Linked DNA regions of Homo sapiens: region 2 is linked to region 1. A link is a contact called in ENCODE Hi-C data. All regions are on one chromosome and are shown on one strand. Each heading gives the region's core, a stretch centred on a gene start or an enhancer-like site at or near the end of the contact. The rest is flanking DNA. Distances are from core to core; before and after follow the strand shown.

The links. A loop is a pair of places that touch in the nucleus more often than their neighbours do. Pooled maps may share reads with other maps.
Region 2: a loop to region 1 is called in a map with no recorded cell type, with 8 times the contacts of the local background. The contact joins the promoter of SCIN here to the enhancer-like site in region 1. A Hi-C loop is called at or near these places in 6 of 37 single-sample maps with no recorded cell type and 4 of 50 pooled maps.

The regions. Positions count from the first base shown.
Region 1 is chr7:13,053,989-13,060,774 of GRCh38, reverse strand. The region is part of intron 2 of LOC105375158 (a long non-coding RNA gene); the gene reads right to left. Among named protein-coding and RNA genes, the nearest start is that of ARL4A, 370 kb to the right of the region's middle. RefSeq lists enhancers at 2,785-2,844, 2,975-3,074. Within about 2 kb of position 3,119, at least 3 of the 41 ENCODE cell types and tissues checked have a DNase peak (open chromatin) inside an H3K27ac peak, as active enhancers do.
Region 2 is chr7:12,566,884-12,573,669 of GRCh38, reverse strand. SCIN (scinderin) reads right to left here and starts at 2,950. Exons shown (of 16, transcript NM_001112706.3): 1 at 2,685-2,950. The coding sequence starts at 2,883. LOC107986768 reads left to right here. Exons shown (of 3, transcript XR_007060635.1): 3 at 2,289-6,786. RefSeq lists an enhancer at 6,382-6,431.

The DNA.
Region 1 (6,786 bases), core at 1,870-4,369:
AATAAGAACTCAGTGGCTCGTCCTTTTAAATTTCAGAAGTATTGACATCCATTATGATTTCCACTCATATGTTTTTCTCCTAATTCTCTAAACCAATGTCTATATAATTACATCTAAAATCTAGCAAACTTCTGCTTCAACAATATGGTAGATTAGATATTCTGCACAACCCTCCAATGAAACAATAATGCAGTATAAAATATATATTTAAAAAGTCATTCTAAATGCAACACTGAACTGACATCAAAGTATGAAAAACACAGAGCTTCAAAATGAAGTACAACCCAGAACGCTGAGATGTAACCTAGTGTCAAATACTCTTTCACCCTTAAAGTTTCTGCTAGACCCTGCCAAGTGGATTTTGGTAACTTACAGAAGGTAAAGCCCTGGACCTGCAAAATGCTGACACATCAGTGATCTAAGAAACAAACACTGGGTATTCAAGTTACTATTATTTCAACTTTTCTCTAGGTTGAAACATTAAAAAAAACTAAAAAGTTGTAGAGAAAAGTTCACACACAGGCAGACTGGATATTAAGGTGATAGTTACTTTTGGGAAGAAGTGAAGAAATGGGCACCGGGAGGTTCCTGACAAAGTCCCATTATTTTACTTGAATGATTAGTGTCTTTAGCTTTTAATAATTCATAAGGTCAATTTTTGACTTAACACACTTTTCTACAGGTAACTTATATTTCCATAAACATTTTTCAATGTCAAAAATATTGAAATAACGTGGCCTTTATTTGATAGTTTTCCCCAGTCTCTGACACAATTTCTTTTCTGGAGAAACTATCTATAAATCAAGTCTTAAAGAATCTTCACACATAAGTTCTCAAGGAAAATGAGAACTCAGAGTCTTGAAAATTTACAAACACAGCAGGAAACTAAGCACCATAAGAAAAAAACAACTAAAACAAAAAGCCAATGATACAGACTCTCACAATTTAGACATAAATTGTTAGACATAGATTATAGGTATGATTTATATATCTGAAGAAATAAAAGATAAGCTTGAAAATATAATCAGCAAAAGGGGAGAGTTAAAAAATAAATTACATATTATATGTAATATAATATGTATATTATATATTATAAATTATATATTACACTTAAAATAGCATATATATTTGTACACATGATAAATATAAAGACTCAAATAAAGATTTTAAAAGATGTTTATTCCAGCTTTTTAAAAAAACTGAATTACTAGAAACTAAAGAAACTAAATTGCTATAGTTATTGGAATTAACATTAATATGCTAGAAGATTATTTCTAGGAGGTTAGTCTGAAAGATGAAGGGAAGAGGACTTTTACCTATTTCCATATTACAAACTAAAAACAATTACATAATGCAGAACAATTTTAGCTTCCATTTTGTGTGCCTCTTACTTCTTGAATATATTCTCTTAAGAAGTGAAATCTAGAAAAAAATTATCAAATTGTAGAAAGTCCAGGAGGATCTGGCCTAAGAAAATATCACTGGACTTGGTGATTCACTGGACAAATGGAAGAAATAAAATTGCAGTGTTAGAATATGCTGAGAGGAGGTGGAAGTAGCATGTAGAGGCCATTCATGTATGAATAACTATTCATGAAAGGATAACTTGATGATTGATAAAGACAATAAAACCAAGTGACCTTTTAAGAGGCTGGTATATTTCAAAATTGAAGGAAGAATCCTAGACGGGAGATTTTTGAGGATTATGAAAAGAAAAGGAAAGACTGACAAGAAAGTAATGGATGAGAAGAATATAAAAATATGGCAAGACAAAGCTTGGAAATAAGGGTGAAGAAAACTTTCTCTAAAATGAAAGGAAAGAAAAAGATAATGGAAGAAAGATATGAAAGTAGAAATAAACAGAACTAAATGAGGTGTAGTTTAAGGTTTGTGGCCTCAATCTTCTCATTATGTAGATAAACAGGAAAGTCATTCTGGGAAAAAGCAGAAACTACGGTTTGATGGAGCCAATTTTTTCTTGGTAAGTAGGTAATGGTGATCCCAGGCACTGACGTAAGTGATCAATGCCCTGTGAGGCTGTTCTAGGCTCAGAAGAAACATATCCTTAAATGATTAGCTCTGTATAATCATTAGACTGCACACTTACAATATCTATATTGAATTTTCTGTTTTTCCTTATCACCAGGCAAGGAAACAAATCATCTGTTTTTTTGTTTGTTTGTTTGTTTTGAGGTGGAGTCTCGCTCTGTCGCCCAGGTTGGAGTGCAGTGGCGCAATCTTGGCTCACTGTAACCTCTGCCTCCTGGGTTCAAGCAATTCTTGCGCCTCAGCCTCCCAAGTAGCTGGGACTACAGGCACGCGCCACCACACCCAGCTAATTTTTGTATTTTTAGTAGAGACTGGGTTTCACCATATTGGCCAGGCTGGTCTCAAACTCCTTACCGCGTGATCTGCCCCCCTCGGCCTCCCAAAGTGCTGGGATTACAGGCGTGAGCCACCACAGCTGGCCCACATCATTTGTTTTACGAAGGCAAATTAATGAGATAATAAACAAGATAGACAAATAACACTGCCAAGTTCTTTTAAAGATAAAGTAAGTACCGCCATGGCGAATGAGACAAGTTATTGTGCGAGTGGAGAACAGAGAGCACATGGGGGGAGAAAGAAAGATGAGAATTAAAGAGAAGCAAGAAGGTCAGAGACAAAGACATGAAGAGAAGCAGAAGGAGAGGGAAATAGAAAAGTGGAAACTGTTGACTAGAAGACCCACATGAGGAGAAGCAGAAAGAAGGAGGAGGAACAACAGAGAAAGAAAAAGAAGAAAACTGCAATGAGTAAAACCAGGGAGCACAAATTGATAGGGAAACAGTAACAGCTGAGCAAAGTGAAAGAGAAAGGACAAAAAAGGAAATGAGTTGATATTTATAGAATGCTTACATTTTGCCTTAACTTTCATAAAAAAATCTATGAGGTAGGTGCTATGATGTCTGCATTTTATAAAGTTCTCATGCACGGAGAGAAGAATTCACTTTCTAAGTTTACAAACCATTATAGAATATGTAAATTTAGGTCGTTGGATTTCTGTGTTTTTAACCAATAATGTCATACTACAAGAAGCAAGGGGATGAAGAAAAAGGAAGTGAGACAAAATATGACTTTTGTTGTTTTCTTGGACTGGAAGCAGTTTGCCTCTGCACAAACTCCTGCCCTTTTCACATCTCATAAGCCTGTCCATCTTTCCACGCTCGTCAGTTCTTCCTTTTCAGTGACTAACAAACTTTTATCTATAAGCGGAAGATCAAATCCTGTCCAAAAACCAGACCAGGAAACTCCCTGGAAATGAAGACAATAACCAAGTTAGTTTCTTGGAAGCTAATGATAATTGTCCTTCTTGGTTCTAACGAACCTCACTTTCGTTTAATCAAGCCCTGTTCAGGTTTAACTGGGAAAGATTTCATGACTGCTAAGGCCAGTGCAAATTTTGATGTCTAATTTCCACATTATATTTATGTTTACTAAACTGACAAGCAAATAACCTAACAGGTTCAAGTCTTTATGAATAATAAAGGATGCATTAAAATCTTAGGTATCATTTTGGAGGAAACTGATAAAATAGTTGAAGCAACGCTTATATGACCACAATGGTTATGACATTAAGGATTTTATAAAATAGGCTTTTTTTCCCTCAGAAGAAAGAATAATTTGGAAAAGACTGAAAATAGCCTGCTAGCAGATTCTAACAATCTCAATCCCAGTAAAGCAGAGATTTGGTTATAGAAACAAGATGAAACTGCTTGACCACATTCTCTGCTACTGTTGCACTGGGATTACCTGATTATTGAGCAGGGTTTGATCACTACTTCTCACTGACAGCTTCCCAAAATTAACATGAAAGAAACAATGACCTGATATTCTAGCTAAACTGTATCTTAGCTGTAATATAAACTTCTTTTATTTATTATCTCGATTAGAGTTTGAATATATTATCAATTATAGGTCCTTTGCTTTTCTTGTTGGTCTCTCTCTCTCTCTTTAATATACACACAAACACACACACATTATTCTTCACACATTAGCCTAGACATCAGCAGATTTGATGGGTGCTTTCAATGTTTTGTTTCAAATTATTATTCTAGATAATTCCAGTTTACAAAGAGAACTGAAAATACAGACTAACTGAAAATCCCTTGGACGACCAAATTAATATACATATATATTGCAAAAGCCAGTTTCAGCCTTCCCACTCAAGGTTAGGTATCTGGGATTATTTATTGCATTTAGTATCAGATTATTATATTGATTAGACCTACGGAGTTTAGTATTTTGCCTACTCAACAGCATCTCAATAAACAGCCTATCTTCTAAATAATATCCAGGATCTATGTTGTGTAAGGAAAAATGAAAACGAAAAAACACTCCTATCAAAATGAACCTAAATATAGGAAATTGTTGGACTGACACAGTTATGTACTGTATGGGTTAGCTGCCTCTTGATTCTCAGCTTTATTTCTATCCTATGCTTCCTGTGTAACTCAGGAGGCTAGAAAGGTACACACTACATTTCCCATTTGCTGGGAAACTCTTGGTTAGTTTCTACAAGTGGTCGCTCTGACAGGAAGTAGGAAGACAGACAGAAGCAAGATTTTTGTTCTGCTTTTCATAGCCTTGCAGCACAAGCAACAGCAATAACAGATGGCTGTGGACTACTGTGGGCAAATGTGGGTCTAGTAACAACTGCAAGTGACTGTTGGCTTTAGAATTTTTGCTGATTAGCTGCATCAGGAGGCTAAGATTTTATTTAGTAGCATCAATAAGGTTCCAGCAGCAACACTAAAAACAACAGTCATACTGCTTGCTAGCAGATTAGCACACAGTGAGTTTGTAAGTTCCAGCCTACTGGTTCTCTCCCGCCTAAAATTAGGCTTGGTTCTAGGGATCAGAACAGGGCTCTATGGAAATTTAATAGCCCCTATCATAGGTAGAGAAAACTAGATATGGCTTAACATTCACAAGTATTTGTTAATATGTTTTTCTACACAATGGTAATCCAGCTCTTTCATAGCTGACTTGGGGTAAGAGTGTAGCAGACGATGATGATACCTGAGATCATGATTATGGATCAGGAAGGTGGAAAAGGAATAGCCTCAGGAAGCAGCAGGCATAAACGAGATAGAATAGGAAGCAGAAACCTGAAGCAACACCGAAGAAGGAAAAGAACAACTAATTGGAGTTTTGCATAATAAGTTGGAAACTATCTAGAGGATCGTATTTTTATATAAATCAAGCATTTGTTCACAACCCTAGAGAATGCCAGCTCCATTGCACTTTTTATAACATTGATACATACTTCTATTTATAGTCTGTTTTTCTTATAGTCTGTTTTTCCTGTTTGTTTGCTTTTTTTTTTTCAAAGTAGGCGGAGGTAATAGCCATTTGGCTGGCAGTGCAACTACCCAAATTGCTACTCTCAAAAGGAGAAAAGGTAGTTAAACACAGATGTAGGGTACTGTGTCATGGTAATGAACGTAGAGCAACACTATATTTAATATTGGCCTTGCTCTGAAAGTAGGAGTTATATATAAACACTAGAGAAGAATAACGTGAAAAAATGCAATTCTACCTCTATAATGTCAGTATCCTTTAAAGTGTACCAGTTTTCCTATCATGAGAATATCTGGCAACATAAGGAAGACATTATCGGAGGATCACACTGAAAAATGAATTCCATTCACACATCATACTTCATGCTTCCTCTCTGTTGTAAATATCAGTAGTTTACTCCTATTTATTTTGAATACAATTCCACTGATGAATATACCACAATTTTTCAAGGTCACCTATTGAGGTACTTTTGGGTTATTTCCAGGTTTCAGCTATTATGAATATGACTTCTGTGAACATCCATTATTAAGCATCTGTGTACTTATAAGTTTTTATTATTTTGGGGTAAATACTAAAGGTAGAATTGCTGAGTCCTAAGATAATTATATGTGGATTTTTGCAAGACCTAGTAAGGCAGCTTTAGGCAACTATTACAGTCAGGAAACTATTATCCTGGTTTGGATAACTGTACTGAAGCTATGTACAATGTGAGCATTTGGGAAAGAAGGAGGTAACGGAACCAGGAACACTTTACTCCTGTTCCTTTTTTTGTTTTCTATTATTTAAAATTGAAAGATTTGAATAGTGTAGTGGGCAGGTGGGTAAATTTTCCTTAAAATCAAGATAAGTTTTGTAGCTTCTCTTACCTTTAAACAACAACTACAACAGAAGCAACACCCAGATCACAAATCATAGATAACTTAGTGATAATATCACTTGCGAATACCAGGATGGTGCATTTTAACTTCTTTAACACATTTTCTCATTAGAAACAAATAGTAAAAATAAAGAAAGAAATAAAGAATAACAGACAAAAACACTGGCTTAAAGTTTTATTACAGGCTCTAATGCATCTAACTGTTACACATGTAAATGAGATCTAAGTGACCATAAAGGACAAAATTAAAGATGTCCCTAAGATGGAGATTTTTCATATGCACATTATTTTGTTAAATTCTAATAAATTTCTCTTCAAGCCCCAGGTTTTCATGGTAGTTAGGTGGTGATTCAACTTCAAGAACACTTAGTGTGGCTGGGCACAGTGGCTCATGCCAGTTATCCCAGCACTTTGGGAGACTGAGGCAGGTGATCACCTGAGGTCAGGAGTTCAAGACCAGCCTGGCTGACATGGAGAAACCCTATCTCTACTAAAAATACAAAAATTAGCCAGGTGTGGTGGCATGCACCTGTAGTCCCAGCTACTCAGGGGCTGAGGCCAGAGAA
Region 2 (6,786 bases), core at 1,701-4,200, 490 kb after region 1:
TATAAGGAACTACAAACAGAGGTGAATGGATGCATTTAAACTGCTAGGTGCAAAGCTGAAATGTTTTTAAAGAAGGGCTAATGCAATAACATTTAAGTTCTTTGCAATAAATTTTTACTTTCATTACATTTAAGCATATGATGTTAATACATTCAAGCATGTAATGTTAATACAATAAAATAATCTGAGATATGCCAAGTGTTATGGAAACACTGAGGGAGAGACCAAGAAAGACGACTCTCCTGCTCTGTTCTCTCTTGTTCTAGGTCCAACTTCTTCCTGTTTCCCCTTTTTGCCTCCCATTTGGCCTGTTTCTTCATTTCTATGCTATGCACCTTTTTTCATCTCAGTTTAACTTTAGTTTCTCTTTCTTCCGGCTGATTTCCTTTAACCAAATGTTCTTTTCCCCTGGAAGTTCAGCTCTCTCTCCTGTGACTTTCTCTCAATCTGTCTCTCTGATGAATCCTCATGGATTCATCCTAATTTAGGTCTTAGACTACACTATTTTGGATGAAATTCTGTTTTCTTAGGGAACTGAAGTAGGAAGAGCTGTTGGGCAATCCCATCTGAAAGTCCTGTTGACTATTTTACTTGAAGCTTTTTTTCTCTCCATAATTCTCTCTTGACACAAGAACACTTCCAAGTACTCTCATTTTTTTTTTCTCTAAAGGCTTCTGTTTCCCAATAACCACAGAAACTTTGTGCTTTCACAGTAATTATCACATTCTACCTGTGTTATATCACTTTTTGTCTTTTTGCACCTTTGAGGTGATGAACTTTTAGAGAAGTTTCATTAATTATTCATATCCACAAGTGCCTTGTACAGTACTGGCCATATTGAATAATTACTGAATGAATTTGCTTGTTATTAACATGTTATTGACTTCAGTTTTAGCATGTCTTTAAGATTATAAATGTTTCTGCCCAAACCATTTTCTATTATATTTTTGAAATTTATGGGCATCAAGTGGATAATTAAGTAGATAATTAAGTGAATAAGGTGAATCTGTAAACCCTACAAAATATAGTAGTTAAGAGGACAACTTGGATAAAAATGTATAGAATTAAAGAATTGTGTTCAAATCTCCCTTGCGGTCATCTGACAAAGTCAAACTTAACTGCTGTCTACAGTAAGATATGGCATTATTTCACATTTTAATTTACTCAAATGGCAAATGTGGCATTTCAAACACTTTCATTCATGCTAGATTTAAGTTCTGCATGGAAAGTCCTCTGTAAGGACATCATTATTCTATCTGGCATCATTCATTCTTGAACATGGGTTATAAAAGTTTCAGTCTTTTCTGGCAGAAAATACAAATAGATGACTGTGTATTACAACATTATAATAGGAATAACAGCAATGCATCAAGAAGCCAAAATGTGTTCAGAACTCAGGCTGAGCCTTCTCTGCCTCCTCAAGCTAACACAAATTTTTGACTCCAAATGTTATAATTAAAAGTCTTATCTTCATCTACGTATTTTTCATTTCTCATTTCTCAAATGCCTGTTCCAGGTGTTTGCCAATGTTTAGACAGTCACTACTCAATGTTTTCTATTATTTTGTTTCTTAAAATCTTCAAATGTTGGAAATTACAGTGTTGGCTTTCAGGGACTCAAAAATGTGTAAGTGTGTGTGGTTTTGTGTGTTTTCCTCCTAAGCTCAGGGATAAAACTAAACAAACACGAGTACTGGGCAGGCTAGCTAGTTTTAAAAGAAGGCAAAAAGGCTCAGAGAATCGGCATGTTGTTAGACAGGGTGTGCCCACTGGCACAAGACCTCCTGGGGAGAGGCTGGACATTCAGGATGTTTATGAGTAAAAGTAGAAGGTGGAAAAAGAACACACAAGGCCCAGTGTCCTGACAGCCTGGCACGAACGCAGCTCAAAATAATTACTACTGCTGAAGGAGCCGTTTCTGTTCCATCTTGTGTCCTTGCTAAAATAAATAATAAATAATAACAATAAAGCAGTCTACATAAATATATGAAATACCCATATAGAGCTATTTATTTGTATATAAAATATCTGTATTTTTTTCTTACTTCTATCTGAGGACGCCAGCTTCCGAATGAAGCGGAGTTTTTGTCTACCAGACCCACAAGCAGCATGGTGCGGGTAGAATCCTGTTTTAAAGAAGCCCAGAACAATAATTCCCGCAATCATAGAGAAAATAAGCCAGTGCCCGAAAGCAACAAATAAAAATAATGTGTGAAGAAAAAGAAAAGGACTTCTTCCTAGCGGCGGCAGATGCCCCCAGACTTTATGACTTCCTCTCCATCCCGACAGGGAAAGCAGGACTGAGTTTGTCGGAAGGTGAGCGGGGCTTGGCCAGAGACGGTGTGCGCTGAGGCAGCGGCCCTGGACAAGAGTGGCGTTTGGATACTTGACGGTGAAAGGGGAAGAAGCCAGTCACCAGCTCCAAAGTCCAGGAACTACACCTGGCAAAGGTCAAAGCCTGCGAGGTAAGTCAATTGCGGACAACGCCTGAGCCCCGCGTTTGCAGCCGGCGAGTTGACTTCGGTAGGGAGAAAGTGGCCGGCCCCAAAGGGCAGCCCCGTGGGGGCGCGAGTGGCTAGCTCAGTTTGCGGTCCCCTTTACTCCCACGCCTGCAAATCTCAGACCCCTACGCCCTCCCCTCGCCGGCCTTGGTGCGTCGGGGTCCCGCCGCCCGCCGTCCCTTACCGAGCCAGAAGTGCAGGTGGTAGGTGAAGCCTCGGCTCGTCTTGGCCGTGTGCAGCACCAGGTAGGCATCCCCGACGTAGAAGTCGCCGTGAGCGCTCTGGGGCACGGGCACCAGCTCCAGCTTCTCAATCCTCCAGACCTGCAGCCCCGCCTGCTTGCCCGCCCGGGCGAACTCTTCGTGGTATAGCTCCCGCGCCATGGCTCCTGCACGCGATGCTCCGGGGGACGCGTGATATCGCTGATCTTGGACTAAACCGAGAGCAGCAGGAGGAACCTTATTCGCCGCCACTTTATAGTGTTTGCCATCCGGGGAGGCGGCGCCCTGAAACGGGAGGGGCTAAGTGCCCAGGCGCGAGTTGACAGAGGAGACGATCGCTTCCCACGGGGAGCGCAGCGCTGGCTTCCAAGCTCCCACGCCTTGCCCCAGGCCAGGAGCGGAATCGGCGTCCCAGAAGTCTTGAGATTCAGAGGGAGTTTATAGTAACTCGTGCCAATGCCTCCTCCAAGGAAAGACATTTTCTCTAGCAATAGACGAAGAACATTAACGGTTAAAACTGCTTGGCACTCCTTTGTGCATACCCATCACTACCGTCCTGCATATTTCCCCTTCTCTCGCTAATCCTCTTATTTCTGGATCTCAGTTGTGCCTGGCAGGAGGGGTGAGGTGAGGAAAGAGCGCGCCAGCCCTGCAGAGTTGAGTCAGCGTTTACTCGGGTGGAGCAATACCTGTTCTTTCTGGCCCTCTAGAATAATTCTTAGAACAAGGCTTCCTCTGCTAATAGCAACACCTGCCGTTAGGCAGCAGAGGAGTGTGCCACATTAGCATGCTGGAATAATTTTAATACATCCTTCTTTAAAAAATGGGCTTTTTGAGTAACAAGCATCCTAATGATCAATTCTGTCATTTCATTGGGCAATCTCTGCATTCCTGACGACCAAAGTTTCTGTCTCGATCTTCCAGTTTGAAAATACCATGAAAAACAGCATGTCAGATTTCTTGGACAGGAAGAAAACCTGGAAGAATGGCAGTATTACCCCAGGTGACAGAGCTCTGTAAATCTCAGAGTTCAGGAGCTGTGGTTGAGCTCTCTTAACACCTGCTTCCTTTGGCCAAGAAAGATGAAAACAACAACAAAAACCCAGCAGCCGCCGTCCTGAGATGTTCTCTGCAGGGCTGTTTGTGGCTGTAATTTTATGCTTGGCCGGACTTCTGGGTTACCTGTTACCTAGCTTCAAGGTGATAATTTTCTTTGTTTTACCTACAGGTTTTGCTTTTGCAGCATGGCTAAAACACTATGGAATACAGATGGAAATTTTACTCTTGATTTGGCATTCATTTAACAAGCTGGTATAGCAAAGGATTCTGTTACTGAAAAAGGCAAATCACTCAGGATGTATAGAGTAAGAAAGCTGAATTTCATGCATGTAAAATTGTTTTCATTCAATTTCTCAAATTACATGAATCCCTGGAAGGTCAATAATAATGCAAAATTAGATTTTTTTCCTTAATTAAATTATGTTTTTAATAGGTTATTACATGACCATGGTAAAAAAATTAAAAGTACAAAATGTGTGCAATAAAAAATTATCTCCATTTCACCCTGCCACCCAGTTGCTTTCCCCAAAGGCAATTACGTTACCAGTTTCTTATGTATTTTTCCAGGCACTCAAATTTTGTCAACAAGAATATAGGTAATGTAGTTATTTTAAATTTTTAACAGAAAATGTAACATATAACCTTTTCGAATCCCCCCCCGTGTGTGTGTGTGTGTGTGTGTGTGTGTGTGTGTGTGTGTGTGTGTCTGTGTATCAACACACAGTACTCATAGAGCTACCGGTTTTTACTGACCATATGGTATTCCACTTTATAAACATACTAATTTATTTTGTCTATCTCAGTTCATAGTGTAGGGGCCAAGGGAAAACTTCCCCTCTACCCTCTGAAGTTTCACTGAAAAATCAAGTCACAAAAGGCAGATTAACAGGACAAATGGCATACAAATTTATCAGCGGGCATGGGGGAGAATCACAGAGTGATTGGCCAATATCCCAATGAGGTACAGAGGGTTGTACCTCCTTATTAGAGGAAAGGCAGATGGGTGATGTATGGGTGATTTGGGGGGTTAGAAAATGATTTTTAGGGGAATTCAATGTGTTTGAAGAACATACAGTGGCCTGAGACAAAGTATGTTAAGCCTGCAGAGCTCTCCGTGTGTGTTGACAGACTTCAGTCTTTCTTTCTGCAATATGAGTTCAGTTTGTGGAAAGTCAGGGAAGAGACCAGAGGTAACTGTTTTCTTCTTTGGCAAGTCGAGACTTTAGGCAGATAAGGGAACTTCAGAGAATACCTTCATTCTGTGCTTTGGGAAAGAGAGGATTGGTGAAGGAAGGTCAAAGAAAACTTAAGCCTTCTTCATTTCAGCATGTCAAAGTGTCACATTTTGTGGTATTGGTTTCTGAGCCCCAACACTAGGCATTTAAATTTTGTGTATATTTTGCCAATACAGTGTTACAAATAGCATATTGAACATACTTTATTATGCATTCGCAGTATTATAATTGAGATAAAACCCTGGAAATATAATTGGTTGGGATTAAATAGCTTTTATGTAGTGACGATAATTATGAAACCAATTACTACCACTTACTGATCTTTGACAATAACAGGCTATAGTACACATTACCTTGATTCAATTCCTGCTTTCATCCTTAGTTCTGAGACTTTCAGGAAGTTACTTAACTACACACAGCCAGCCTCATGTTCCTCATCTCTAAAATGGGAAAATAATAATATTTGCCTTATAAGATTATTTGGTTTAAATGAGTCGACACATATAAGGTATTTGTGTCTGTTACACAGAAAACACTCAATAATTAGGAACAATTTTTATGTGGTGGTGAGCTTCCTTTTGCTCCTTTAGATATCTTCTCTATCCTGCACCCTTCCACCTTCCCTTGAGGTTGATCTACAAGAGCTAAATCAAGTGGGCTCTGATGTCCTCTGGCTTGAGGCTTGGTTGGAGACCAGAGGGAGAAAAGAGAGTGAGGCTGGAGTATTTATTTCCTTGGCTCCTTCAGCAAAAAGTCACTGTTCTTTTAAAGGCGAATAACTGTGTCTGACTTTTTGTCTCCTGTTGGGTTATAGCAACTCTCCCCTCACATGTTTTATTCCTTTTGTTTTCTCTGCCTCTGTTCTTTTGTATATAGCTTCCTAAAAATCTCCTGGAATTTTCCTATTTTGCATGCATGCTCTGTTGTAAGTTGAGATCCTGATGGATAAATTTTATTAGCTACATTCTTTTTTTGTCTCCTGACCAAAACAGTGAGAGGTGGATATGAAGCCTCATTTTATTGATGAGGGAACTGAAGCTTTGGAGTTTGCCGTAGGTCAGTCACCCAGCTGATGAGTAGCCAAAGGGAATTCAAGTTCTCTCTCTCATTCAAAAGTACTTGCTCTTCCCAAAAACGTATTCTTTCAATCTAAATTATTTGGCCAGGTGTTTTTCCCTGAAGCATACTTTATAATTTTATTTTCTTCAAGGTTGTATCTAGAGAAGCTTCTGATCTAGTATGTCCCATGCAGCACTAAGAAACTTAGTTTTAACTTTGAGCCATTAGGTCTCAGTTTCCTTATCTGTAGACTGAAATCATGTGTTCTCTTCCTCCTGACGAAAAAAAATATAAGAACTGGTGCTCTAGACTTAAGATAATTTAAAAACCAGAGGTGTCTCAATTTCAGTTTCAATTTCAGTGATCATTTCTTTGTTGAAGAAATAAAAAGAAGCTTTGGCATAGATGAAAGTGAAATTCCCTCTAGGTTAGGCCAGAGCTAGTGTGAGGCAAGTAAGACAGATGCCTAGGATGTAAAAGTTAAAGAGGCACAAAAAACAACAACAAAGTAGCATTCAAGATAAATACTATTTTAAGGTGATATTTTAAAGCTCAAAATTAATGCAAAATATCATGATATAACATTTCAAATAGAGACAGGATTGTTAATAGTGCTGTACAGGCTGAGACAAAGGAAAAGTACTGATCCTTCCACTACTTAAAACTTTGGGCTGGGCGCGGTGGCTCACCTGTAATCCCAGAACTTTGGGAG